Regions from separate parts of the Mus musculus genome. Here all the other regions are linked to region 3. The links are chromatin loops, found by intact Hi-C in ENCODE. Cell type or tissue: gastrocnemius. All regions are shown on one strand. Each heading gives the region's core, and the rest is flanking DNA. Links, peaks and the distances in the headings are about the cores only.

The links. Hi-C counts contacts between places; a loop is a spot of excess contacts. Peaks named below come from ENCODE experiments on the same cell type or tissue, not always from the same donor. Only the 100,000 strongest peaks of a DNase experiment are listed, where the experiment ranks them.
Region 1: it touches region 3 in a loop (2.0-fold over the local background); 6 of 42 quality-filtered maps call a loop at or near these places.
Region 2: it touches region 3 in a loop (2.1-fold over the local background); 6 of 42 quality-filtered maps call a loop at or near these places.

The regions. Positions count from the first base shown.
Region 1 is chr6:34,667,713-34,677,700 of GRCm38, forward strand. The region is part of intron 2 of Cald1 (caldesmon 1); the gene reads left to right. Among named protein-coding and RNA genes, the nearest start is that of Gm13861, 19 kb to the left of the region's middle. In gastrocnemius, for the core only: no CTCF peak of the experiment used is centred there; no DNase peak of the experiment used is centred there; H3K27ac peaks cover 1,856 bases.
Region 2 is chr6:34,682,868-34,692,855 of GRCm38, forward strand. It overlaps Cald1 (caldesmon 1), which reads left to right. Exons shown (of 14, transcript NM_001347100.1): 3 at 3,096-3,207. The coding sequence starts at 3,137. Among named protein-coding and RNA genes, the nearest start is that of Gm13861, 34 kb to the left of the region's middle. In gastrocnemius, for the core only: no CTCF peak of the experiment used is centred there; no DNase peak of the experiment used is centred there; H3K4me3 peaks cover 593 bases; H3K27ac peaks cover 3,224 bases.
Region 3 is chr6:34,750,429-34,760,416 of GRCm38, forward strand. Cald1 (caldesmon 1) reads left to right here. Exons shown (of 14, transcript NM_001347100.1): 6 at 3,015-3,160; 7 at 5,206-5,470; 8 at 7,556-7,696. Among named protein-coding and RNA genes, the nearest start is that of Gm38787, 23 kb to the left of the region's middle. In gastrocnemius, for the core only: a CTCF peak has its summit at 4,282 (motif pointing left); a DNase peak (open chromatin) is centred at 4,248.

The DNA.
Region 1 (9,988 bases), core at 2,750-7,749, 82 kb before region 3:
GTGTTTTCTATTTCTCTAAGCTAGTACTTCCAAAATATTTGCCTCTTTTAAAGCATTTGGTTTGTCATACCTAGTCCAAATGAATGATCGTGTAATATGCAAATAGTCCTGGGGTGAGCAGCAGTTTTCTGGATCACTGGAGTAAGGAGATGAGCTGAATGAGAAGTGGACTATGAGGTACTTTTTCTGGTGCTGTAACTGCAGGATTCTGATGAGGCCACCTGCCCCATCTCTGTTCTAGAAACTACATAAGGAAGATAGGAACTAGGCACGTGAGACGAGTACTTTCTTGAAAGCAAAGAAGTGCATTGTTTAATGCTTTTTCAATAAATCTACTCCAGCAAATGTTTACCTGCATCTATAATCACATAGAAGATTCTCAAGACTAAAAGAGAATCTCAAAGCGCTATCATTGAACTGCTTCAGATATGGTCAAGGCAAAGAGAAATTAGGAAATACCTCAATAGCCAAGCTATGTAGTATTGACTATTAAGAGTAGCATTGGCAACTGCGGTAAAGCAGTTGAGTGAGGGGGCTGGGTGTGGTGACTCATGCTTGTAATGCTAGCACTTGGGAGGCAGAGGCAAGAAGATGGCTACACGTTCCAAGCCAGCCTGTCCTATGCAGTGACTTCTCTGCAGGGATGTAAAGTAAGGAGAGGGGAGCAGTGCTCAGCGCAAATGATAAGAGTTGAGATAGTGATAATGCTCAGTGGTTAAGAACACGACTGCTCTTCCAGAGGATCTGGGTTCGATTCCCAGTACCCACACGGCAATTCACAACAGTCTCAAATTCCAGTGTCTGACACTTGCACACAAAATACACATAAGTAAAACACCAATACACATAAAATAAAAATAGATAAATTATTCAAGAAAAAGAGTCTGGGGAAAAGGTATGGGGAGAGGGAGAGAGAGAGAGAGAGAGAGAGAGAGAGAGAGAGAGAGAGAGAGAGAGAGACTGACTTCAGGGTACAGGAGAGCAAAAGCAGCCCAGAGATTGAAATGAGAATCAATTGTTCCAAGACTCCTGAGTTTGGCCTGACAAAGAACTGTATTTGTCTGCAAAGGTGGATGACAAGGAACAGTCACTTAAATGACACTGTCTACAGAATCGGTGTCCCGCTCAAGGGAGCCAGCTCCTTTCTCTGCAACCCCTTGGACACCGTTACCCTCCCAGTCACCAACCCTCCCCAGTGATAGGTTCTCTGATGACCAGGAGTTTTAGGTGCCCAACAGCTTCCAGATCTACCCAGCATCGCTGAATGGAGACAATAGTGAGCATTAAGTTGCCCCTGCTTCCAAATTTAAGACATGTTTGGGTTGCTCACCGAAGGAGAGCCAAGTGAGCTGAAGTGAGACAGCCTCTCCTTGCTAGGGTCAGTTCAACCTCCTCCTCCTCCTCCTCCTCCTGCTCCTCCTCCTCCTCCTGCTCCTCCCCCTCCTCCTGCTCCTCCCCCTCCCCCTCCTCCTCCTCCTCCTCTCCTCCTTCTCCTCCTCCTTTTTTGCTATGTAACATCTGTTTTTGAAATTTGACTGAGACCCTGACTTAAATCCATTTCACTCAAAAAACAGCAAGAGAACATCTTGTTTTCATGAATGTCCAGGGCCTATGTGTCAACAAAATAAAAGGCTGGTTTGTAGTATTCAGAGTGGAAAAGCTGCTTGTGAGATATTCTGCCACAGGGATAAATTTATTACAAACTGTTCTTTTGTTGGAATTAAGAAGCAAATTTGAAAGCACAGTGGACCAGCTTTGTTTAAATCAGCAAATTTCTTCTTGCTGGTGGGTGAGAAACCTGCTTTTAACTGTCAGAAAGTCATTGAGCTGGATAGAGTAGAGAGATGGCCTCTCTTTCCTGTCTCTTGCCCTAGTTGATATCATAAATGGATTTCCGTTGTCTGCATAAATTCTAGCAGACACAGTCCTGTGGGTCATTATTTTTATATTCCTTAGGTTCTGAAGTGGAACAGGAGATGAAAATATATCATTATCCCTCACATGTGACTCCCCCCCTCCTCACTTGTTTAGAAGAGAGAAATGGAAAGGATTTGTGTTTTTCTGCACTTAGAGAACTATGCCTGGCATGTAACAGGTGTCAATTTGTGTTTGTTAGCTGAGCACGCACTCTAACGTTTACACTCTCCTTGTGGGTGCCTTCCTGTGTATAAATGGCTATCACCCAGGTTTAAAGAGCAGTTAGCATTCCCATTGCTAGCTCTCGTGGCAGCTTGGGCTTCTCATAATTCAGTTTTTATTTTCATTATTCCCTATTATAGCCACCACTGGCTATAAGTATGGTGGGGAAAGGCAGGGTGGCTATTTGTTTCTTATATCCATACCATAGTTTGTTTTGTCTTGCTGTGATAAAGCACCATGGTCAAAAGCAGTTTGAGAGGAAAGGGGTTATTTGGTGTATACATCCCAGGCCATAATCTACCATTAAAGGAAGTCCAGGCAGAAACTCAAGACAGAAACCTAAAGGCAGGAGGGAAAGCAAAAACTGTAGAGAAATGCTCACTAGCTTGCCCTCAGTTTCCCTTTCAGCTCTCACCAAGGACCACATGCCCAGGGCTGGCCCTGCCCACAGTGGGCGGGGCTCTCTACATTAATAATTAGTTGAGATGTTACCCCCAAAGGCTTGGCTAAGTCTAATTGTATGGAGGCATTTTCTAAACGGTGGCTCCCCCTTCCCAGATGGCTCTAGCTTGTGTCAAGTTGACACAAAACTAACTGCACATCACACAAAGTGTCTGGTACATGGCCGACATTTTATACATATTTATTGACTGGTTTTTTTGGGGGGGGAGGTGTTTTGCTGACATTTTCCCCTTGATGACAATTAGAGACTCTCAACCACTCTTGATTGTAACTTGGTTCAAACACAATGGGGAGGGCAATGGAACTTGTAATTCAACTGAATATATAAAGACTGTTTGTATGATGACACTTTCATGTAACTATACATTCCTTCCATAACAGATGCCTACTGAAAATCATGGTAGGATCTGTTAGTTAAACCGATCTTTATTTTCTCAATGTAAATCTGTTAGGTTGAACCTGCCATTCAGGTGAGAATTGATGTTATATTCAGTAGTTTCAGACTGAATAAAAAAGTTACCTATTATGTTTGTGTTTTGCTTGTATGTATGTATGTATGTATGTATGTATGTATGTATGTATGCATGTGTACCACGTGTGTACCCAGTGCCTGAGGAAGTCAGAAGAGGTCACTGGATCCCCTGAAACTAGTGTTACAGGCTATTGTTAGCCAGCATGTGGGCTGTGGAAACAAACAAGGATCCACTGCAAAAGCAGCCAGTGCTCTTAACTGCTGAGCCATCTCTTCAGCCCCAGTTTCAGAATTTTTTTTTTAATTTCTCAAATGATTAACTCATAATTAGAATGGGATTGGATCTATGAAACTTTATCTTTATTATCAAGAAATCCCAGCTTAACAGACTGTCTACTAAAGGCAGTCAGTAAGATGCATTGGCACCTGATGAGCACATGGCTTAACATACACATCCACTTGTCCAGTGGTGACACTGTGTCTTCAGTGGGGACAGGGTGGGCTCATTCCCTCCATTTCATTTTTTGATGCTTGCGTAGACAGGGTTGACACTGGAATGATCTGTGAGTTCTGATAGTTCCCAAGAGAAATGCTGGTTTGTTTACAAGAGGTAAAATTCCACAATAGCTTTATTATTGTTGTTATTTGTCTATTTGAAAACATTCCCAAAGAAACAAATGTGGATTCAGGAAAAATATTGGGGGGAGGAAAGAAAAATAATACTCTGAATTCTGACCAGTTCTATTTTAATAGGTCAAGCTGACTGCCAGCTGGCCACAGGACGGACTACTTGTAATCTATACTTTTGGTAGGCCACATGTAGTTCTTGGAACTGTTTATATTAAACTGCTGAAATTTAATTATTCTAAAATTGGCAGAACTCTCTTTGATTACTTAATTCAAAATTGCTTAGTCATCTTTTTACAGAGTGTAGACAGCTTTTGTTTAAGTGTGAATAATTGAAGAATGCAAATGGGGTCCCCAAAAGGCTTTAAGTCAGGTAGAAAAATAAGAAATGACCTATTTCAAAAAAAATTTTTTTCAAGATCTTTAGCAAGTGGTGGCCACATGTTTTAATTTGACAAATGAGGTACCCGTCAAATCAAAATCCTTAATTACAAGTCCTTTCTCCTCTTTCCTTTGTGGATTTCGTCAGAAGCCAAACCTGCTGCCTGTGGCTAATCCTACATTTTGCAAAGCATGGGCTTTCTACTAAGAAAACAGAGGGGAAAAAAATCCAGAATCAGTCATGAGCAAAACTTTCTTGTTCTCAAACAAATCAGAATGCTACTGCAAGCCGGGTATCACAGAGAACCCTCTTTGGACTCTTGGGATTGAAGGTGGATCTTCTCTTCCTGGAAACTCCTTACCTTTCAAATGCAAAGCAACTTTATAGCCCAAGAGTAAACCTGGTGGGCTCAATGGCATTCCTCCCAGAATTTTAAAGCTAGATGGTCCCCAACATCTCCATCTTCTTCCTGGGTATGCCTATGTCAGCCCCACACTCTTCTGACCTAGGCTGGGGTTCCTAAGAAAGACGGTGAGAAAAGATAGAAGTTCAGTGGCCACTGGCTAGTGAACCCTGGCCTGGGGAGGGAAGGCCCCTAAGCAAACATTCAGAACCATGCCTTCTGTTTCTAATTACTGAGCATGGTTAGAGAGCGAAATCGGGCTGCACTTTTTTTCTCAGACTGATGGAAGCATTTAAATGAGCTCTCAATGTCAATGTTTTCTAATTATGATGGAGGAGTGGCACCTCCAAAGGCCATGGGCATTTGAGGCTTTTCCATCTCATCTTTCCTTACAGATGTCTTCTTTGATACCCTCTCCCCTCCAATACAGATGTCTGTCTACACTCTCCTTCCCGAAACTAGAACACCCTTCTATCTAACACAAGGTTATTCCTCTACAGAGGAAAAAAAAAACCCTATAACTGTAATCCAAATATAAAACAGAGCTCCATTCAACCACCACCACCAATCCCACAGTCACAAAGAGTTACACTAAAGGTGTGGCCTTTAGATAAAGCCTTCACTAAATTTGTCTGTGTACCAGTTTCCGCCAACGAATAAGCAGTGTTCTGTAGTATATCACAGTCTAACAATCATGAAGCAGATGCTGAGTCAAAGAAAAAGAATTAAGAACTCCGAAGGGTAATAAAAACTATCACCTGAAGGATCCCACCGTCAGTTACAGAAGCCTGACAGGTACCTAAGTGACCTGTACACCACACACAAAGTGGATGGTAGGAATATATCGCTGGATCAATTCTGGACTCAAGTCAATGAGTATGTTGTCTTAAGCAAGTCTCCAGTGTGAGCCACATTGTAACAAAAAGTCTAGCTATTCCCCACTAATGGAGTAGTTAGACCTGCTGTCTGGAAGGCTCCTGTGAAAAGAAGAAAGCCCTTTCTCATTTGCTTCATCTGTCAATTTGTACACTTCACTGATGTGACCATGGTGTCCAAAAGGCATAATGGGTCATGTCTGTTGGTTAGGTTTCAGCGCTTTCCTTTGTAGGTTATAAATTCCTCAAAGACAGTTTCTATTGGCCTCATAATCACAGAGATGCATTTGATCATCAAGACTGAATAAAATCAAAAAGAAATTAAAAAGGAAAGGGAAGATATGCCCCTAGGTGTGATGGAAGAGAAAGTTTACTGTAGCTAAAAAGGAAAGCACAACCGGAGTCAGAAACATCTGAGAGAGTCCAGAGTGCTCATGCTCCTGGGCCATGTGAGGAGGAGTGGAAAGGGAGAGAAGAGCGAGGGGAACCAGGTCAGCATCCAGGAGGCCAAAGGTACAAGATGTCTGGAGTATATAGGGAAGAGCATCTTGGGGAAGGACAGCCTAGCCCCTGGGCTGGAGAGTTCAGGGTAGAAGATACAGCCTACCAGCCACACCCTGTAACAGGTAGGGACTGAGGGATGCAAGGAGAACCTGAAGGCCTGTCTGCTTTGGTATGTTAAATAGGTACCGCACCCATTTGTCTCAGGCTTGAAACAAAACAAGCAGAAGTTGAGACATACACTAAGGAGTAATTAATGTGTGATGAGGGTACTACCAGTTCCTGGGGGAGTTGGGGGAAACCACAGCTCTAAAAAAGACACCTCTGGGATACACCTTGGCCTTGTTCCTGGTGACATAAATGGGTCTGCATCCCACCATCTCCATTCTTCCAACCTGGCCCTGAATCTGGTATTTGGCCACAAACCAAATAGTGTTATGGAATAAACCGAGCAGACCAAGAAGGTCCTAGTAAGCCAGCAAGGAAAGTTATCATATATAACATACAGGGGGTGGGGGTGGGGCGGTCTCAGAACCTTCTAATCTTTATTTCCAAATAAACCAATCTGGGACCTTGTCACTCAGTTTGAAGAGCGATCTGATCTTTATTCAGGTGACTCACTGGCCTCTTTTTTGGAATTTGCCAATCCTTTCACTGCCTCAGCTGCAAGGACCTTGTCAAGCAGCACTGACCCACCCAAAGACCGCCCACAGGACTGTACAGAGGGTACCAATGGGGACACCTAAGGAACACTCCCACTTCTAGGTGAGGATCTCTAGTCACACCTCACATTTTATTAATGCTTCTGTATATGTGCACACGTGTTACATGTGTGCATGAGTGGGTCTGTAGCCAAAAAGGAGGCTTTGAGGCTTTTGAGGCCAGAGACAATCTCAGGTGTCATTTTTCTGAACCCTTCTAACTTGGTGTTTTTGAAGCAGAGCCTCTTATGGGTGTCTCGGCTCACTGTTCGGGCTAAGCTGGCTGGCAGGAAGCCTCAGTGTCTCACACTGTAGTGCTGGCCATCCTGGAGCTTATCACATAGACCAGACTGACCTCAAACACACAGAGATCCACGTTCCTCTTTGCCTCCCAAGCGCTGCGATTAAAAAACGTCACTATACCTAGTTTCATTATCTGAAGTGTTCTGCAGCCTCTAAACATATGTGATTTGTGAGTACTTGAAATGGGACTAGTGAAGCTGACGAGCTTGAGTTTTAATTTCAATGTATTTTGATTTCTTTAAATTTAAGTGAACTGTCAGGACAAGGTAGACTTACATAGTTAAAAATCTTTTTGACTTTAACTTTACACAAATGGCCATATCATCTCCTCCAATTTTGTCATTGTTATAACAAAATACCCAGCAAACGCAACTTATGAAAGCAAGGGTTTATTCTGACTCCATTTAATGAGGGATATCGTCCGTCACAACAGGGAAGTCATAGTGGGGAAAAGCAGATGGCTGATTGCACTGTGTCTGCAGTCAGGAAGCAGAGAGTGGACCACAGAGCTGCTGATCAAACCTCAAGACCCACCCCCCAGCGAATACGTCCTCCCGCAAGGCTCCGCCCCCTGAAGGTTCCACAACTTTCCAAACTAGCCCCAGCAGCTGGGAGAAGTGGTCAGAATACGGGAGCCCGTGGAGGACATTTCACATTCAAACCACAGCCCTCTGTACTCTTTCCAGGGATAGGCGTTCACCTCTTAGTAGTCCACTTCTCTGTTGCAAGCACCTAATCCGTGAGAATCCTTGGATCATTCTATCAGAGCGAGCTCTTTCTTGCCGTCTGAATTATGTCTGATAATTGTGTACATGCTTCTGTTATTGACAAACACATTCAGAGGGAACAGTCAGACGTTATTCTCTGTTTTAGCAAATCTGTATATTAATTTACATCACATGGACACAGTTAGTAGAGAACCTCTATCTTTGCCTTAGGGGGTCACCTCTAACATTGACTTTTTTCTGGAGTCCAAGAAAATATCAGTACCCACAGATTGAATCTTACTTGGTATTAACCTGTTCCTTTCAGACTGACTCCCTTTGAGTATATTAAGGAAAAGCAATTCAACTTTTACAGGGAACCAGATGCACGGGGTTCTACATTTCCCTTCTATTCAACTTTCAGTTTGGTCCAGTATCCATTCTCATCTCTTACTTATGTGCTGTGGTTCAAAAGCTAATGTCAAGTTTACCTATTTCTCCATGTAACTCCTTGAAATGAGTTTGAATTTCCTCTTTATACTTCGGAAAATCAAATAATGGTAATCTCGGATATTTGAGAAACAGACAGAAAATATCCAAATGGCAGTGCTACTATTCATGGTGACACTTCAAGATGCCACTTACAGTCATTAAGCACGTTGTCTTCCCAAGTGTTCCTCTCCAAGGCCAGGAGATACAAACAGCACCCATTTTACAGTCACACGCTGGCCAACTTCCAGAAGGTGGAAGAGAGGTCTCAAAGACATCGCCTTGAGTAGTGTGGTGGCCGAGAGGTCTCCTGCTTCATAGATGGAGAACACAGATGGAGAGAAGGTGCTTTTAATAGACTGAACATCGAGAAAGGGCAAAGCAGGTTACAGCCTGCTAACCCCTTAGAGGGCTTTGTGCTTTGAAGTCCAGTGGTTAGAGAGAAGGAAGAAACTGAGAGAGTAAGTGTCCAGTGCTCACTTCAGCAGCACATATGCTAAAATTGGAACCATACAGAGAGAGCAAGTGTCCTCGGGCTGGCGGTTTGGAGTCTTACCGCCACGTTGCAGGTCTGGAGAAACTTGCTCTGACGACTGCATGTATTTTTTAAGTAGCACAGATTTTTGACAAAAGATGGTAAAGGTTAAGAGAAAGTTAAGCCCAAACTGTTCATCACAACCCGTTTGTTTATTTGGTTTTTAAGTCGTCTCAAAAGAACTCTTCATTGGAAAAGAGCAGGACACGTTGATGTATTGATTTTTTTTTTCTTTTTTAAGAACAAAAGTTCATTTTCTACAGTCATAAAGAAAACTCTGTCAGATTTACTACAGAACTACCACAGATGTACGTTTGCATAACTTCTGAGATTCATATATAATCAAGTATCAAGGTCTTTGATTCACTTTGTAAACACTACAGTTAATAAAGTAGAGAGAGAGAGAGAGAGAGAGAGAGAGAGAGAGAGAGAGAGAGAGAGAGAGAGATGAATTGAGTACAAGAGTATGTTTCCTATACTCAGATGATAAAATATAGTCTAAAGAGGCACTGACTAATCTGAGGTACAGTTCCTGAGAGCCTGCTATGGGCCAGCCATGAAGGGTCTGTTTTCATATGACTATATTATCCTCCAGTGGCCTTGGGGATCAAAACGCATGAGAAGTAAAACATCAATAAAGTACTAAATGCCACTTAAGGAACATGAGTGATGTGCCATGGGAATGATAAGATTATTAATTAATTGTTGAAATGAGTTATGGACCCAAGGAGGTCCTCATTTGGGCATCGTGATGAAGATGGGAGCTGAGTCAGGAATTGATGACTGGATAGTAAATAAAAAGAAGGAGAGCCTGGTAGGTGGATGGGTTAGAATGAACAAGAGCATAGTAAGAAAAACGTAAAACGCATTTGAAAGCTAGTCAGACGCACATCTTTAAATCTCTGATGCCTGCTGTGTCACTGACAGCTTAAGAGGAGGATTAGCAATCTCTACATCATAAGATTTTTGAAAAACCAACTTTGTATGTAAATAATTTATACTCAAAAGAGAAAACATAGGTATGCTGTGCTTAGCACTTCAGCTTTACTACACAGGAGACTGGAAATAAACTGACAGCATTCTATGGAGAAAGATGAGTCTCTGAATGCTATCTGGTCCAACTATCTCACTTGCAGAGAAAAAAACACAGGGAGCTTGTTTTATCTTGGTTTTATTTTGTTTTGTTTTGTTTTGTTTTGTTTTGTTTTGTTTTGTTTTGTTTTCAAACTCTTAAGTTCAGGGCACTGTTTGGCAGAAGTTTATAAAGGGGACAGTCAAAGAACTGAACTAAATAGAGACACCCTGAAGAGCAATGATGGCGAATCTACTGCAGTGTATTATAACCAGAAATCATTCGATAGCTGTCTGATGAAGAGAAGCGTTACTGAGTTGCAG
Region 2 (9,988 bases), core at 2,047-7,046, 67 kb before region 3:
TAAGTCGGAGCATCACTTAGAATTCTATCCAGACATGGCTTCTCCTACACAGGAATAGTGTGATATGAGGGGGTCTTGCTTTAAGACCAGCCAAGAGCCATTCTCATAAATGTACCTCTCTGCTGCCATAACACACACACACACACACACACACACACACACACACACACAGACACACACACACACACACAGACACACATAGACACACACAGACACAGACACACATAGACACACACACACACACACACACATAGACACACACACACAGACACACATAGACACACACACACACACAGACACACATAGACACACACACACACAGAGACACACATAGACACACACACACATACAAACAAGCATGTACATGCACAGACACACACATACAAACAAATATATATATATATATATATATATATATATATATATATATATATATACACACACACAGGCAAACACATACATAACACCTACACAAAATACACACATAAACATATACAAAGACACACACACACATAAGCACAGGTGCACAGACATTTGCACACATTTATACAAACACACATAAACCCAGTAAACACACACAGCAACCAAAAGTCATACTACAGAAGGCACACATGTGTTTTCTTTCCACCAGATATTCACAGGATGTAGTCCACAAGGGCACTGGTTTAGAGTTGCATGAAGAAATACATTTTTGTGGTCCCTTATTCCCCCAGGTAACATACATAGTCTATACCCAAATCATAAGTAGCTTTTCCATGGTTAAGAAAGAAAGCAGGCTTCCAAGTAAGTAGTAAAAGGTAGGGAGTAGGAGGGCAGATTGAAGAAAGAACTTGCATGGGGGCGAGCCAGAAGGGATGTTCAACCACATTAAATACATGGGGCTTCTGTTCTGTTTACCTGTACTGCTGTCTCTACAAACCAATGCCTTCCTGGTCTTCTCAGGGCTCAGGGTACCTTGTTTGCTGTTCTTTGACCCTTCCAAGATACAGGTATAAGCATAGCCCTGGGGCTGCCAAGCAGCAAATGACTGTTTAAGGTTTGATAGGCAGGAGCACTAACCATCTCTGAGGGGGCTTTCCCAGGATTGACACACAAAAAAGCAAGAACGGTTTGCTCACGGGCAGAGTTCTTCCTCTCGTAACTATTTCTCTAGCTATAAGAGGTGGTTTTATGCAACAAAAACTATATGTAAATGCATATACAAACATATGCAGGATTAGTGTGATATGTGAGTGTCCTATAACACATACAAACACATACATATGCACACACATAGGCAGACACAACACACACACACACACACACACACACACACACACACACACACACACACGGAAGAAAATAGAATTTCCCCATCCTACTTTACCAGCTTGGTCTACTATTCCCATGGCTGCTTTATACCCTGCACTTGGTCAGAACAGCAGACAGAAGAAAGCTTTTCAGGTGGTCTCATAGAAGCCTTCAGATCAGTTTTATTTTTTAATAATTATAGAGAGTTCAGACTAGAAAATGTATAGAATTGTAGGGGCATTGGTGAGAAAAGAGGGATTTTTTTTTCGTTTTGTTTTGTTTTATTTTTTTTTTTATGTTCCTCTCTGAAACAGGTTCCCACTCTTTAGCCCAATCCTCTTGCCTCAGTCTCTCAAGTCCTGTGATTTCAAGCATGCTCTGATATATCTGGTCTGAGAAAAAATGTGTTTGGTGAAATGCAAAAGGAAACCTTCTTTCTTTCATGACTAGAAAGTATTGGGACCCTTCTTCTCAACGTGAAACAAAACAATTGAGAGTTTTTTTTTTTAAACTCCCAATAAAAAACCAAATCCAAGTTTCTAAAGATGCATAAAGAGTTTAATACCGTAGAGGATGCGGGAAGTGTGAAAAATCTCAAACATTGCATGGTTTTATTTTTGTTGGCTGAGATTTGATTTTTGTTTTTATGCACTATGAAAGTGGTGAGGGCAAAAACCTTCTGTGCCAATTTATTTCAGATTCTTTTTATTTTATTTTTTTCCTGAAATCTTTTCCAAACAAAGATGCCATCCTATGATGGTTCTGGGGTTTTTACCACACCGATTTTCTTGCTCTGGACAAATGGCTCAGCTCATCTACATAGAAGGCACTGGAAAATATTTTTGTGAGCTGAGTGCAGCCAAGCGAGCGCCTAGGAATCCAGAGGAAGTGGAGGCCTCCTGCTCTGCACAGGAAACAATCTTCCAGCACGCCTTAAATGCCAGATTCCAGGCTAGTTTAACTAACCACTGACAGCTCTGTAAACAGAGCGGGGACAGGAGCCCGCTTCCCCTTTCCTGGGAGTCATTTTGGGTTTGGGGGCCGAAGGGAGATTCTGGAATATTTGACTGCATGGCACAGATACACAGCGGAAGCAGGCTCAGCATCTGAAGAGCTGGAAATTCTTCCAGAATCAAAGTCATCTCAGAGGAGGTAGGAAAGGGTCAAACGGTTGGATTACATCTGGAGAGAGCCAGGATTTTTGAGCTCTGAAGACAGTTTGATCAAAACTTAGCTGCCTTCTAAAATACTGCTTCCTAGGGATTTTTTTTTCTCCCATGATTTCTGCATACTTAAAACAAACAAGCAAACAAACAAAAACAGTGCTAACTAACTTCCAGACTATGCAAACGATGCCTGCGTGCAGCATTGTCTGATTTCTCCTTTCCTCTGTCTGCCCCCCCCCCACACACACACACACATACTTCTTTTCTTGCCCATTTTCCTCTCAGTCTTTCTTTCGCTGTCTGTCTTGTTCTTTGTTCATTTGGGTGTAAGTGTTGTCTGGAGTTCAGCGAGAGACAAAGGGCTGGATCATCCAGCCATTCTGAGGCCATGCTATCAATATTTCTGTCTCCTGAGATTCCTTCTTACTTTTTAAATGTAATCTGCACTCTTACTTGTTTTAATAGCTTTTAGAATGAAGGTGCACTCTGTTTGAGGTCAGCAATTGACCACTGGTTGCCTTAGCCGTATTCTAAGGTGTTTTTCTTAAAAATAAAGAAAAGATGATGGTGTGGGGTGGGAGGGACTAAATCAGGGGCTCATGACTCCTTGGTGATCTTGACTCCGCCTCTTTCCTTTAGATCAAGATATTATCTGGGTTCCCTAAACCCGAAACCTCACTATGGATGATTTTGAACGTCGCAGAGAACTCAGGAGACAAAAGAGGGAGGAGATGCGGCTGGAGGCAGAAAGGTAAGGATCCAGGATAACAGATATTCACATCACCAGCAACCTTGTTTTCAGATCACAAGGACTCTGCCCTCTGAAGGGCCAGTTGTGTCCATATTGCACATCAAACTATTTGTAAAAAGCAGTTATGGGTGTAAGTATTTTTCCTGCTAAAAGTCTAAATTTTGCATTTAAAAAAAACACATTTCAAGAAAAATGGAGATCAGAGAGAATCAGATAATTTCGTATTTATGGAGGCTGAACATTGTAGAATTTGTAATGGTAAAAGATAATACATAAAGATAAAGGCTTCAAATCACCCATAACACTGGAATGACAGAAGATGCTGACTGTTGGCTATCAGAAGCAGTTTGGCAAGCCCCAGAAGAGTCTTAGCTCAGATTTGATTCTTATTAGAAAAACCGTTGCCTGGCCGTCTGCATCAGGAAGGTTACTACAGATGGTCTGAGTGACTGGGGAGGATGTGGGGGCTGTTGGAAGCTGTTGGAATGTGTGGGGCAGCCTTTGAGGTGGTGACTTAGGGGACAGGTGGTTGGAAAAATGAAGCATTGACATGTGACATCGAGGGTGGAAATGTGTATCTTAACATTTAGTTAGGCCTCAGACAGAAGGACAGTGGCCTCTAATGATGTGGCTTCGATCAGTAGTTTAAGGAAAGCGTACCAAGTATTCACAGGGAGAAACAAGCCCCAAGGTTTTGCATGCCAGTAATTCCAGTGCACAGATGCAAAGCATAGTGGGTACAAATGACCTACCGCAGCCCTGCCGTACAAAACTGAAAAGCTGTTGTTATTGTTATCAACCATTATTAATAACAATCCTATCTAAGTAATAAACAACGGCTGGATAGCTGGGAATTAATATGAATGCCAAGTGAAGGAAAGACTATTGTCACCCTGAGATTAAACTATTCACAGAAGTTTTGTTGAGAGTTGTGGTATGCTACGGAAAAAGTAATTGTGGAGATAAGTAAAACGGAAGCTGTCTAAAACAGAGCGTCAATAAAATAAAAGGAGGGAGGGACAGAGGGGAATGCATCCAACATAGAAAATGTATCTATCCGACTTTAAAATAATAGTTAATAATTAAAAATTTAAAGCATACAAAACTAAGGAAATGACCAAAGGACCGGTGGTTGCCAGGAGCTGGACAGGAGGGAGGGAGGGAGGAGCACACAGGCAGAGCACAGGATGTTAGACCCGCAAAACCACCCATGAGATAGTATGATGGCAGATGCGTGCCACTGCGCTGGAACTCAATGCAAATTATGGAATCAAAGTGGAATGACATGTGTGTACCTACATTATCCACAGTCACAAGTACAGCACTGTGTATGGGATGCTGATAATGGCAGAGGCTGCGGCTGCAACTGGGGAGGGGAGGGGACAGGGCAGCATGGAAGACTTGCCATTTCCACTCAACTTTTCTTTGAACCTAAAATTACTGCAAGGAATACAGTTTATCAGTAGAAATGACAGAGTGGGGTAGGAGAGGCTGACTAGGTGTGAAAACGAGACAAGCAAAGCTCCAGGGAGAAAGAATCTGCTGCAGGGAGCTTGAGAGGAAGGGCATCTTAGGACCCTCACTAGGGATGAGAGTGTGGTGGTAACGGTTAGTTACGGTGGACTGAGATTTAGAGACTTGGCATCAAGCATACAGTCGTGAGAGCCTGAATCAGAGCAGTCGGAGGGAGGAAAGAGATCCCACGTGGCAATCAGCAAACCTGTCAGGAGCAGGGACAACTCAGTCTGAAGACTGTAAGCTCCAGTTCCGAATTATTATAGTAAGTTAACCTAAAATAGAGCGCTTCCAAGGCTCAGAGCTGCAGATGCCTTCATCCATTCTCCATGCATGTTTATCAGGCATCGTCAAGAAAAGTCTCGGCCTCGTCTCCAGTGGAGAAAGGTGAGAAGACTCTATTCTTGGTGGTCATGGTCATAGTGTTGAATTTCAGGTAGAAACCACATCAACATGGGGATTTCCCCCCAGATGTTAGAAGACAGGAAACTTGGATTTTTATTCAGAAAGAAGAGAAAATCGTATAAGATAGGTCCATTGGGACAAACCCATTGCCAATAAAAAAAGCTGAAGTCATATCCTCCCCCACCCCCCAAAAGCTCATATGAGAGAGTAAGAGATCATAAGGGCATAATGGAAACATCACAGGGAGCAACATAGCAGAGAGACAGAGAAGACCTAGGGAAGGAGCAGACCTGAAATTGAGAGGACATTGAAGACTTGTGGACACCACCTAGACAGGAGGAACACACCTCTACTTCCTCTGCCTAATTCAGTGCTACTGGCCTTGGGATTCTCCTGGATTCTTGAGTTCTCAATCTACCCAGCAAATGCCTACCGAGGACTGATCAAGACGAAGTGTCTGAACAGAGATGGGAGAAACGAAGGTGATCAGCAGACACTTCTGTATCTCAAAGACTCATAGGAAACAAGAGTACAGAAAGCAGATGAGCAGAGGAGTAACCCTGAAGAACGCTGGGGCTAGAGGGATGGCAGAGCAGAGTGTGCACCTCGTTAGATGGAGTTCTACACCAACAGGCAGTGAGAAGCATCTCACAGTGGTTTAAGCCAGGCTGCGACGTAGGGTGAATAAGCTTCATTTTCTCATAGCCAGAACTCTAAGAACTGGCCACACAGCTGCTCCGTTCATGCTTCCCAGGGTGGTGGTGATGTGTGAACAAGGATTTATCTTCTGTTAGTGTTGGTTGTAAAAAAGCCTGTATGCCAAAGCTTAATTAGGCGCCATTAATAACCTAAAACAAATACATGCATCTTTATTCAAATATTGCTTAACCAACACTTCTGTCTACATTTCTGCTTGTTCTTAACAATGGCCCTATGTTTGTACTGATTTTACCTGTTTGTGTCTCAAGGGGCACTGTATAGGTCTGCTGTGCTGGAATTAGGTCAACCTCCATCAGCATTTGGTAAAATGATCATTTATGGCAGTAGTGAAAGTTAGACTTTATGGTCCAGCAAGATTCCATGGCAAGTTCAGGGTGTGTCCAGGAAACAGATGGCCAAACCAGGAATCCAGGGCTATCTAAAAATCATAGTTCAGATCTGAGGACAAAGGGCATGTAAGACCTTAGGCAAGTCCCTTCCTCTTCCTTTAACGCCAGACCCTGGCTTCCTTTGTCACAGGAATGAGTGCTTTCTCAAGGGAATCAGAGGTCATTTCCTCTTGCTTTTGGAATTGTCTACTTCTGTTTGCAATAAGTCAGATATTGCTTGATTTGAAATCAAATACGTAATACAGAATCTTACATTTTTTTTAAAAGACAGTTCTAAGGCCCTATAAAATATACCTAGGGCCAGGCAGGGGAAGAATTAACTGTCATCTGGATATGGAGAATAAAAAGAAGCCATGCCAGCTTCGGAATGGCAGTAGAGTCAATGCAGATAAAGTTGGTCCAAGGGTCAAGGCTACAGATGCATTCGTTTGTTCTCAACACATTTTATCAGGCATCTCTTTTGCTCTATGCTCTGTTCGGGGCAGAGGACTGGGTAATTTTCTCGGGGTTGGAATACTTGACCATCATACTCAGGCTTTAGGTTCAATCTCCAGCACCACAAAACTGGATAAATAAATGAAGTGCTATAACAAATGCACATATACATATAGAAAGAGTATCTATAAAGTGCAAGGTTCTGCCCAGACCTGTAGAGACCAACAGTCACCTGTAGGGATAGTGTGCCAGGAGTCAGGAAGACCATATTAGATTAGAGAGATCTTGACCAAAAGCATAAGAAAGACGTTTCGGTTGGCAGAAGGGGATCTGTGCATAACCAGAGAAAAATCTTAATGTGATGTTTCTAAGCAAAAGGCATTATTTGTATACATTTCAAGCTCAATGGCATTTTAATCAATTGCCTGTTTGAGCAAATGAATGTGTAAATAAATAAATATTTACTTTTGTTAGCCTCATGGGAACAAACAGCTGCCCACATCTATTCTGCTACTCTTTCTGTTTCTGGGTTTTTTGCATTCTCTCTCTTCTCTCTCTCTCTCTCTCTCTCTCTCTCTCTCTCTCTCTCTCTCTCTCTCTCTCTCCTTCCCTCCCTCCCCCCTCCCTTCCTCTCTCTCTCCCTCCCCCTCCCTTCCTCTCTCTTTCCCTCCCTCCCTCCCTCCCCCTCCCTTCCTCTCTCTCTCTCTCTCCCTCCCTCCCCCTCCCTTCCTCTCTCTTTCCCTCCCTCCCTCCCTCCCCCTCCCTTCCTCTCTCTCTCTCCCTCCCTCCCCCTCCCTTCCTCTCTCTTTCCCTCCCTCCCTCCCTCCCCCTCCCTTCCTCTCTCTCTCTCCCTCCCTCCCTCCCCCCCTTCCTCTCTCTTTCCCTCCCTCTCCCTCCCTTCCTCTCTCTTTCCCTCCCTCCCTCCCTCCCCTCCCCCACCTCTCACTCTCCCCTGGCATCTCTGATGTTCTCAGGGCATCATGCTCATCATCACAAAACTGCAGCCACCTGCTTCTGTGTCACTTCCTCTGCATCTTCCTGGACTTAGTGCTGACTGTAGATGCACAGGCTTTTAGGAAAGGATCCATACTTTTGCAGAGGCATTGTTTTATCCTACTTTAATACAGAGATCTTTTATATCTTTAAAATGTATCCAGTAAATGAGGACTAATAACAGCACAGCAGGAAACTTAGCTGGAAGTCATAAGGACATAAATACAGATATATAGGTATGTATGTTCTATAACAGCAGCTATCAATCTATGGGTTGTAACCCCTTTGGGAATTGAAAAACCCTTTCACAAGGGTCGCATATCAGATATTTACATTATGATTCATAACAGTAGCAAAATGACAGTTATGAAGTGGCAATGAAATAATGTCATGGTTGGGGGTCACCACAACATGAGGAACTGTTTTAAAAGGTCACAGAACTGGGAAGTTTGAGAACCACTGTTCTATATAAATGAAGGAACACTCAGCAGTATCATGATCAAAGATGGTAAGCTTAGCAGGTATGGTCATGGGTTTTGGCAGTAGGGCCTATGGGATTGATCCTCGGCCTATCCCTTAAGGCTGAGTGAGCACTGGTAAGACAACCAATCCTTCCAGTTTTCTGCTTGCCCCTGTATAAAATGAGAGCAACGGAAGTATCTACTTCATAGATTCTTACAGGCTGAGGAGATATGAGGAAGCATTAACACAGCACTTAGCATTTTGCAACAGTAGACATCACTATTAATGATTATTAGTTAATTTGATTCTCTGCAACAACACAACCTAAAAAAGTCAAAACTATCATTGTCATTTATACATCTCGGAGAATGTGAGCACCCTGAACTAGGAAGCCGGGATTTGCTGTTTTGTGAAGAACGGTGAGTGGGTTTGATGGCTGTCAAGTTTCTGTCAGACGGAAGAGGCAACGGGTTCACCCTGAGCCGTTCTTTCATGGGGTGTCTCTCCCGTGAAACAACCCTTGGTGGTGCTGCTCTCTGGGAGCAGGTCTCTGGTGGCCACACTCTGTGTCAGACTTCCTCTGCACCAAGCACAGGGCCAGGGCTCTCACTTTTCAAGTCATGAACTCACTACATTCCCGGGCATATGCTTTCCACACCCAGTGGCAGCTCCTCTTTCCATCAGAAGAAAGGCCTCTATTGTAGAACTGTTATCAGATTCCAAGACTTAGAGACATAAATAAAGCAAAAGAAAACATGCTAGCTGTTTTTATCCGTCATACATTTTTATGGGCTTCTGAAATATCCCGATGATTAGACATTTGAAAGTAAATATTTTTACTGCTCTAGAAAAACAAGCAAGTTTTAAAAATCCATTTGATCCACAGAAATCCCCTTCTAGAGCTGTATCATTGATGTTTTTCCCCCATGATTTAATACCAAGGCCCATTGACAGTTAGAGTACAGACAAGTCCACATGAGAACACTTATTCAGAATGCTTAGATCATGACCTTGAGTCTCAAGTACAAGTCTTTAAAAATACATTTTAAGATGTCTGAGCAGAACATTATTTTCCATTAGGAAGTTAAATGAAACATTCTTTTGAAACTGTATAAATCATTAAGGTACTTACATTTGCCCAAAAATGTTCTCTTAGAAGATTGATTACTCCAGAAAGAAGAAAAAGAACAGAAAAGGAGGGTGTGTGTGGGGTGGGGGGTGGGGGGAACGACTAGCCTTTGGTATTGAATTTTGTTTCTGTATTTCCTATTAAAGTCCTTCTAGTTTGAAGGCTACTTAAAAACACTTCTTAGAGTTTTATGTATATGTCTTAAGGCCAGAAGAGGATGCTAGATCTCCTGAAGCTAGAGTTACAAGAGCCACCCAACTAGCTTTCTGGGAAGAAAGCTCGGGTCCTCTGGAAGAGCGCAAGGCACGCCATCTTAACCCCTGAGCCGCCTCTCTAGCCCCCTCTTATGCATATTTCAAACTGTTTCATTTCAGTCCAACTCGGATGTAGGGAAATGGACAAAACTCGGTACTTTCCAGTCGCCGTGATTACAGTGTGCATGGATTCCCCCCTCCCCCTTTTCAGACTCCCGAGTTTGAACACTTCGTCTCTAGCTGTTGAGGCCATTTGGAAAAGTCATAGAACCGTTTTGGACGTGAGACCCAGCTGTCAGAACATGGACATGGGACAGGGCTTGAGAGTTACAAGCCAGCTCCAAGTCTCTCTGCTTCCTGACCCCATGAGATGAGCAACCTGACACTCCCACTGCCACAGGCTAGATCTGGCTCCACTCTGGAACCTTTCCTGACCGGATGGCTTGCATTCCCTAAAACATGAGCCAGAATAAATTCTC
Region 3 (9,988 bases), core at 1,932-6,931:
CTCTGTGGCAGCCATGGAGTGCAGATGATCTCTGACTCTGAGACATAGTTAAGTTTCTGTCTCTCCTCTTCCATTACAAGCTGTCTCTTTTCAGTTCTTCTATTTGGTTTTGTTTTCTTGGCTTTTAACAAAGAGAGAGAGAGAGAGAGAGAGGGAGAGAGAGAGAGAGAGAGAGAGTCAGTCACAGGGTCTTTTGTGACTTCGAATCTAATATTCCTGTCACCCAGGCCCACATGTCCTGAACAGACAGTGTGACCATAGCATGCATGTGCATCCAGGAATTTGGTTAAAGAATGACTCAGGCGCTTTAAGCTGGAGTCTAAGCTCTCTGCTGAAGGTCTAAGTTGTCCATGAGCCAAATTTCAGGAGCAAGGAGCCAGGAGGACATGTGTGGGGTAGAGCAGGGATCCAGATGAGGATTTGGGGATCTGAAGCTCATGAAGGCCTGCAACTGACATCCAAGTCTTGCTGTTATTCTGGAACTTTGTCGTGCAGAGTAGCATGACTCAGAGACTCCCGTCTCAGGCGGGTCCATGTGTTCCCTTGGGCTCCTGAGTTCTCTCCAGCTTAAGGTCACGCCTCCTAAGTTCCCACACCCCCATATGCTCATGCTTTCTACCACTAAGTAGCCCAGCTAAACGGAGTCTCATCCAAACATCTAAGAATCTAGAGGCTGTTTAAAGTACAGCCATGTTATCTGTGAATGAAGAGACCTGCTTGCTCTTTCAACACTTGTGACCACCCAGTGACCTTTCCGCAGAGATCTTTCTTGGTGGTAACATTCCAAGATACCTAAGAGATCTAGTTCCCAGCGACTCAGAAGGCTGTGGGCTTGCCATGAATTTGCCATAGAATCTAATCCACTCTACTCTTTAAACTAAAATTTAAGGATCCCCTGGAGTCTTTTATTTATTTCTCAGGAGAAAATAACTTTCAGTCCAACGCTAGTCATCATTATTACATTAAGAATGTTTCTAAGAAAGTTTTCCCCCTGAGAATATGAGGAGACCACCCACCAAAACCCTTCCCAACAAGTAGAGTGGGAGACTCTTCTTCTCATAGACATCTAATGCTTTTACAAAGCTATTTTAAGGTTTTGTTTTGTCTTTTTTTTTTTTTTGTTTTGTTTTTTTTTTTTTTTTTTTTTGGCCAGTAAATCTGATAATACCTTTTGGGGAAATGAAAATATTTCTGACTTCAAAATAAAAGAAGTGAGTTAAAAGAAATTTACCTAAGCAGTTGCCACCATAAACTGTAAGACTTGACTCAGAATTTGTTTCATGGGTATCCTGGGAATATCTCCCCTCACCTCTATATTTGTATTCCCAGATACATATTAACCAGGGTGTGAACTCTAGGCCATGGTGTCTAGGACTCTATCCAACAGTGACAGGCCAAAATGAAACTAGACTGTCTCCTCCTGCCTTTTCAGTGACTACCAATATGTTCTAAAGGGCAAGGACAGCCACCAAGCATTCTACTCTCTACACTGCTCTACAGGGCCCAAGCCTCCTTCTCTCACTCATAATCATCCAGGGGCCAAGAGGACAATAAGATGGTGGGATGTGGAAAGTGATCACTTCATCTCACTATATCTTGATGAGATTCCCAGAGAAACTGGGTTGGTAACAGCCCTAGAATCAAACGGCCTCCTTGGTCGAAGACAAATCTGCCAGAGAGGACATGGCGGCAGCATTGCAGCTCCCCCTCTTTAGCATCCAAAGGAGAAAATAACTTTCAGACAAACGCAAGTCATCATGATTACATTAAGAATGCTTCTAAGAAAGCTTTGCCTGAGAATATGAGTAGACTGCCCACATGTCCCTTAGTATACATGGACACCCATGTATATCCCGCCTTGTAGGGAAATCAAAGTCTTAACTCACTGGAGCAGTGTTGGTGAGTAGTCCATCCATGGTGATTTAATACCATTTAAGGAAGATTATCAGGCAAAGGGCTATAAAAGGTAGTCCGTAACACTGCCATTCTACCTTGTAAAACATGCCTTTTAGGAGTAAATGTCCAGAGGGTGTCAAGAGTCGCTGGAAAGCAATGAGTGGTCAGGTAAAGAGAGACAGTTATGGACATCCTAGAAGCCTTGTTTTCTCATGGTCTACCTTTCCTCTTCCAAATATTTCTGCTGAGCACTAGCTCTTTACGACTATCTCAGAACAGTGGCGGTCACTCTCTCCTGCTCATGTTTTAAGAATGGATGAGATAGTAATCTGAACTCTCTGCCCATCTCAAAAGCCATTTTGAAATAATGTGTCTTATCTACCACGAAGAATTTACCACACAACAACCACAAAAATACTTAGGTCCACTTTCCCTCCAGATAGCCTTTCTTCTGTTATCTGCAATGATCACAAACCCACTTCTGGAGGTCTAAATCTTTCCTGCCAATGGATATCAATCAGTGTGTACACTAGAACTATCCCTGTCCCCTGCTAATTTTAGTGATTTATGTGGCTTCAGACACGGTTCTAAAAGTTAGGTTTTATTACCTCCTTGGGACACCATTCAAATTTGACCAAAGCACCAGAAATGGCAGATCTGGACCACCTGCTGGCTTTCCTCTTACTTCTTCCTTATTAGGCTTTGATCAAAGATGCTCCCTTTAGCTAAGAAGAAACTTGGCCAAGCTACATTGCCACTCTTCCATCAAAATGACCTGTAAGTGTTCTTCCTAGTGGGAACTGCAAGCAACTAATCTTAGGTGGAGTTCCCAGGACTAGATAGCTTCTAAAAACAGCAACAGTGCTGCCCCCACAAATGAAAACCCCAGTGAGATCAGCAGAGGATCTTGACTTTCTAACGTTACAGTCTAAGTCTGTCTCACAGGCCAAAGAGCCATGACTTACTCTCTATTGATCTTCTTGATTTTGTTTCTATATCATGTTCTGGATGGTTGCTCTACCTCAAATCTAATGACTTCCTTAAAAGTCATTAAAAACAGCTAAAACCTAGTACGATGTTTATAGTTATCTCTCTTCTTGATATGTATCCTTGGTTAGATCAAAGATGAGAAGATTAAAAAGGACAAAGAGCCCAAAGAAGAAGTCAAGAGCTTCTTGGATAGAAAGAAAGGATTTACAGAAGTGAAGGCGCAGAATGGAGAATTCATGACCCACAAACTTAAACAAACCGAGAATGCTTTCAGGTAAGGCGTGACTATCTAAGAATCTCCGCATACGTGGGAGGGAGAATGGGTCTCTTCATCATGTGCCTCTGGACAGAAAGGAGCTAAGCAGATGGCATTCTTCTGTTTGGAGGTCATTGGCCATTGACTTAAAGATACCCTGTCACTGACAGTAGACCAGCACTCATTGCTCAACCACAGCTTAATTCTCTTCTATTTCCTTTTTCTTTTTCTTTTTTTTTTAATAGCGAGAACTATAATGCTTAGTGCCCATGTTTTAACCTAATACACTTACGTGGTACCAGTGGATTAAGAAATATCATAACTGGGATTAATATCATTGGTTCATGCCTTGTGTGTATGGTTCAGACTATTTCCTACAAACCTTCCTCTGTTCGTTTTTATAAAGGTTGTAAGTGAGTATTAGTCTGTGGTCCAAAAACTTGGGGCACATTAGATTAAGGCAAATCACAGCTCATTACCATAGGATGTTAAGAGCCCTCTGGAAATTTGCAAGGGAACCAAGGGGGACACCTGTTTTTACTTTCCCATTTTTTTTGAACTGTATACACACATACATACATACACATGCACACACAAGAGAGAGAGAGAGGGAGAGAGAGAGAGAGAGACTTAACAGATTACCAGCTGAGCTAAAAGCAAGCTGTATGCCTTGTGTCTGATTTGCCTTAAATCTACAAAAGCAAAAGGCATGACAGGACTTTCCGGAAGGTATTACCATATACCACCCTATGTTGTAAGCCTACCAGCCTGTACAGGTAGAGGCAGAATAGCCAGTCTTACTCCTGTTTGGGCGAAAGTTGACTTGATTCTTAGTTTTGTTTTATTTTTAATTTTGTTCAAAAGTAACATTTATTCCAGACATTTTTCCATGTATGGAATACTCACGATAGATAGACACACAGGATCAGACAATATACATATAACTTAATGTAATCAGAAATGTATATTTTAAATTGGCCTTGCACTATGCACGACCGTGCTGTGTAGCCAGCTTTCCATCCCAGGGAATCTAAGCCTGCACTTCCTGATGTGAAGTTTGCCTCTGCCTGACTGGTTGTACCAGAGTCTCAGGACAGACACTTTGATTATATAAAGACCGAGCGACACCTAGTGGATCCCAGAGATGAGTCCATTTTCTCATCCACACCTCATGATCTTAGAAAGAGCAAAAACTAGTGTACCAAAACTGCAAAGAGCCTCACTGAGAGGAGTCACAGGCTTGGGACCCTGTAGCACTGAGAGAGCAATGCAGGTTTGTAAGAAACCCTTTAACCTCGTTCGAGTTCAAAATGAGAGTTCCTCTTTAACCATCAAGAACCTAGATGAAATATGTTTATACTTTATAGCCTCAGCTCAAGTAAACACACTGACTTTATATCATGACCCTTACCCACACACACAAAAATATATATATATGTACATACACATACACATTACAGCTAAAAAAAAAAAAGTTGTTTCAAAATATGGTACTATATTTTTCTCTACACAATGCACTTCATTTTTTCCCACTTTTTAAATCTACTAAATTGATGATTTTTTTTACCTGAAACCTGAAAGGCCTATCTTAGAGGAGGCATTATATTCCAAAGTGTCCAAAGCATGAGGTGTATAGTCAAGATGAGCTCTGTACACTGAACCCTCAATCCCCTTCTTGTTTTAATTCTCTAGCTCCGTAGCCAGAAGCTTTGTGCCATCCATCACACAGAGTAAATGTTAAACAGCGGGGCTTCATCTGTCCCTGTCGAAGGTGTCTGGGGTGGGATTCCTGTGTTGGACTCACTATGAGTTAAGAAGTGTTTAAATGGAAGTCAGTATTGCACAGATATGGGATTTTTTTTTTCCACATTAGGTGCACCATTTTTACTTTGCCCTAGAAGAGAGTATTTATATTCCACGAAGATCCCCCAACCACCCCCCAGGACTGGTGTGCGGATCAGGTGCCTGGCTTTAGCACCTGCAGGCATACACCCGCCCCCTTCCTTCCAACGGGGGCTGCAAGACAGAACCAAGTAACTGCCTTTCCTTTCCTCCTCCCTCAGCCCCAGCCGTTCAGGAGGCCGGGCCAGTGGGGACAAGGAAGCTGAAGGTGCCCCACAAGTGGAAGCCGGCAAGAGGCTGGAGGAGCTGCGCCGACGCCGCGGGGAGACGGAGAACGAAGAGTTTGAAAAACTCAAACAGAAGCAACAGGAGGCAGCCTTGGAGCTGGAAGAGCTGAAGAAAAAGAGGGAAGAGAGAAGGAAGGTCCTGGAGGAAGAGGAGCAGAGAAGAAAGCAGGAGGAGGCTGATCGAAAAGCTAGGGAGGAGGTAAGGGCTGCGTGGCCCGGCCGGGGGAAACCTGCCTGCCCCCACGTCCTTAAGTGCATGGCTCACGACCTTGTAGCCTAAAGAGGACCAGCCCCTCAAGGAAGCTCCCTGCTGCTCTTCGGAGTATGGACTCTGGGGCAGTAACAAACCTGGTAGTTCCGTCAGTAGAGTGCTCATTCCAGCATGCACAAAGAAGACTCTGGGTTCAATCCAGAGCAGTGCATATACCCAAGTGATGGAGTACTTCTACAATCCTCGGGAGGTGGGGAAGAATCAGGAGTTCAGGGTGGTCCTCACTACACATCGAGCTCAAGGCTAGCCTGAGTTACAGGAGACCCTGCCACACAATAACATAACAACAACAACAACAATAATAGTAATAATAATAATTTATTATGATGATAAACTTAGCATGTACTGGCATGTTTCTGAACCTTGAGTACTTGTGTCTCCATTTTCCTAGATGAAGAAACTGAGGCACAGGGGAGTTGTGTGAAATTTTCCCACTTAGCCTATTTTTCTCTATAACCTCTCAATAAAGAACAGTGGGAAATCTGAGAAAGATGAAAAGTCTACAGCCTACCACAGAGCCAAGCTAGGAAGCAGGGTGGGTGTGGCGGGTGTGTGCCTGGCCTAGCACTGGAAGACTGAGGCTTCAATCTTGAGTTCCAGGTTAGTCTGGGCTCTATAGTAAGTTCCAGTCTGGCCTGGGTTACACAGAGAAACTCTGCCTGCAGGCAAAATCAAACACAAAGAGACAGAAAAGAAAAGCAGCTGTTCCATGATGTCCAATAATTGAAGTCTTCATAGAAATGTTATAGATGATTGTATGTGTGTGTGTATGTGTGTTATGCATATATGTGCGTGTACCTGTGTATGGTGGTCAAAGGACAACTTTGTGGAGTTGATTTTCTCCTTGCTCATTTAATGTGGGTTTCAAGAATCATATTCAGGTCTCCAGGCTCCTACCACAAACCTTACTGCTGAGCCATCTTTCTGGCCCTAAAGTTTCTCCAAGCAGACCAGACCCAACTGCTGTATACCAGGACCCAACCTGGGACTTGCTGTGCCACCCGAGCCCTGTCACAGTTGACAGATGCATTTGTTCCATTCTTAACACGGAACAGATCAAGTCCAAGGAAGGAAACTTGGCCTCAGCACATGAGAAATATGCTCCATCAGCCTCAGCCTAGATGGCTATGGTTTACAGAGTACATTTTTCCCCCTTCATCCTGGGGTACATTCTCATTTTATGGGGAAAGGAGCCAGGAATCTAATCATTAGAGTGACTTGTTTGAAGATGTTTAATGGAGTAAGCATGGAGGTCCTGCTTCTCCAACTCCTGAGCCTAGAACTTTCCAGGCCTCAAGCTCCTATTCCCTCAAAATATGTGAAAAGATTTTCATTGGTTTTTCTGACAAGGGTGTTATACAGTTTCCCTAAGTTGTGTGGAAATTTAATTATTCCGGTGTCTCTTCTAACTCCAGTTTTCAATGAGGCCAGCACCTAAAATGATGTCTTCAGTTGAGTCAGGGGCTACCACAAAATCATCTCAATGTGTCAACCTCATGTAGTTTGCTAGACTTGGTACCATAGATTTATTGCCCTTTTTTGCACAAAGGATTCCACCTTGACAACTCTTCCCTGGAAGCAGGTGGAGGGGGCCTTTGTATTCCTTTGCCCTTTTCAGAAGTGGAAGGTTGCTGTTAAATGACTTACAAGATGTGATGATAACACATCACCTTCAAGGGAGACTTGTCAAGCAGGGTGGCAGTCTAAACGTTTCACACACATTTTTCTAAACTAGTCATTCATAAAACTAGATGATTTCTGCGGTTCTGTTTGATAAGTGGGGAAACTGAGGCAGGTAGCAGGTAAGACCAAGGTCACACTGATGGAAAATGCCCCTCCAGAATGCAAATCCAGGCAGCTGGACTCCTGTGCTCAGGGGCACCCTCTCCTGAGCATCCCAGAAGATGGGACAACATACGTACTAGGGTTAAATCTGTTGCCCTCTGATTGATGATGCTCTTGGGCTCACAGCGCTGAAGCACGTTATGATGCTATTGACTCTGTCTGTCTCAGGAAGAGAAGAGGAGGTTAAAGGAAGAGATCGAAAGGAGAAGGGCAGAAGCTGCTGAGAAGCGCCAGAAGATGCCAGAGGATGGCCTGTCAGAGGACAAGAAGCCGTTCAAGTGCTTCACTCCTAAAGGCTCGTCTCTCAAGGTATCTTCCCAGAAATACTTCCTATAAAAGCTCCCTTCCAGCATCATAGGAATCTCACTAGAGTCCCTTTAGGTTTTGATCATCTAAGACTTCCCTGGCTTCTTGTAGCTCTTTGCTGTCCTGTGTTAATCTGTCCAGTCTACTTTACCGAGACATCTTGGACCGGGTAACATGAACAACTTATTGCTCACAGTTCTGGGGGCAGAAAAGTCCAAGGTCAAAGAAGGCATTAGCAAATTCAATATCTGACAATGGCATTTTCTTGCTCTGTTCTCCTATGATGAAACAGAAAAGAAGGAACACACAAGCTCCATCTGGCTCATTAAGAAGGGCACTAGTCCCATTTATAAGGAATTCACCCAAAGGCCCTATCTTTTATATAGCACATTGGGAATTGGATAGTACCATATGGAGAGCGACAAACATTTGACCCCTGACTCTTTCAGCTGCTTTTTATGTTAATGTTGTGATTACTAAAAGCAGAGCAACTGACATTGGTCCAGATCCAAACTGCAAAGCTATTTCTGTAGGAGATGAGATGCAACTTGGATAGGGATCTTTCCCAGTAGAGTTCGATCTTACTACTGCCTTCATGGATCAGAGCTCCTAACTTTCAGGGCAGAAGTTCTTTCTGAGAGAAAAGAGGACCAAAAAGAACTGAAGTCAGGGAGACTGTGGAGTGGTTGAGATGTTGGGGAAAGGCAGTCCACTCAGTCACTCAAACCAGGAAGCCCTCGGGGCCAGCACAACAAGGCCTGCAATAGGCCAGCTTCATTTCTGAACACCGACACTGGAATTGACAGCTCTAGAGGATCTAATAGCTTTTCTGGCCTCCATGGGCACTGCATGCTGACATACATACAGATAGGCAAAACACCCATACATATAAAAATTTAAAAAATAAGTCTGGAGAAAAAATAGTGCTTCAGGCTGGGTGTGGTAACTCACTCTTTTGATCCCAGCACTTGGGATACTAGAGCAAGAGGCTCACCAGTTCAAGGCCAGCCTGGACCTTGCGAGTTCCAAGTCAACTTGAGCTGCAGAGTAAAACTCTATCTAAAAAACAAAACAAGACAATAAGTGTTTTCCTTTGGTTGTTTGAGAGCTTTATGGCAAACGCTTGGCTTGAGGGTCACTGGAATGATCAGCAAGACAAAAGGAACAGCCAGGAAAGCAGTCATCCAGCCAGGGAGAAGTGTCCTCCCTCCTCGCTGCTTATCTCCGAGCAGCCACCAGGGCAGCCTGTCCCTGGTCCTGCTCTTTTGTTCCTGGATCAACAAATAATCAAAGAAAATAATGTTCTCTCTTCCTGCTTTAAAATCTCTCCCAAGTTGAGTCTTCCTTGAACAGTCCTGATAACATGAGAGCGGTCACTGGGACTTCTAGATCCTATCTGTTCTGATTTCTGGACAAACTGGGGCTCCTCCCCTCCTCCCCCACCCTTTAACCATCTCCTCTCTACCAAGCTCCTGAGGGTCCTCACTTCTCATTTGGATCCCCCTGGCCTCGCTAGGAACCCCGTCTTCTCTCTCATGGAGCCGCACATGTTAACAATCATTTAAAGTAAATGTACAGAAAGGACCAGACAAATTTTAATTTTTACATAATAGAGATGGGCATTTAGGTGTATACTATCTGCCTTTGGTCCCGATGGAAGTTCCTTAGAGAACTTTCTGGAATCTTCCTAAACCTAGCTTATCCTATAATGGAATTCCAATACCTAGCGATGCTCTCCAGACAGCAGTGTTGGTTATAACAATTCTAACAACCAGGCGGTACTATGCACTGCCAATGGGAAGGGAAAAATTTGGATGTTGACCTTAAAATAGTGCTAAATGGTATATTTGTTTATTCCTTATGATTTCCACTGTCTTGGAAACTCTACAAGTGAGTTCTCATTGCCTGGTTATGGTAGCAATGAATGACAACACAAAGAACAAATTATAAGTAGATTAAATCCAAAGGCTTTTGGTGTTGGTGTTTGAGTTTATTGATGGAGAAGTAGAATGTGAGGTAAGGAAAATATACAACCTATTATCTAAAGCTAGCGGTAGTGTCTTCCCTAAGTTCTACTAAGACGGTACTGCCACCTGCTGGTTATCAGGAGCACCAACTTACCTCCTTAAATTCCTTAAATATTGTGCAGAGTCTTTAATTTATAAACTCCACACTAGGGCAGCTGGTTAAGGCGCTTTCCAGCAAGAGTCAGTAAACAGAGGGTGCATCCTATGGAAATTAAGAGAATGACGTCAAGCTGGATTAACTATTTCAGATACAAAAGGAGGAGCAGGG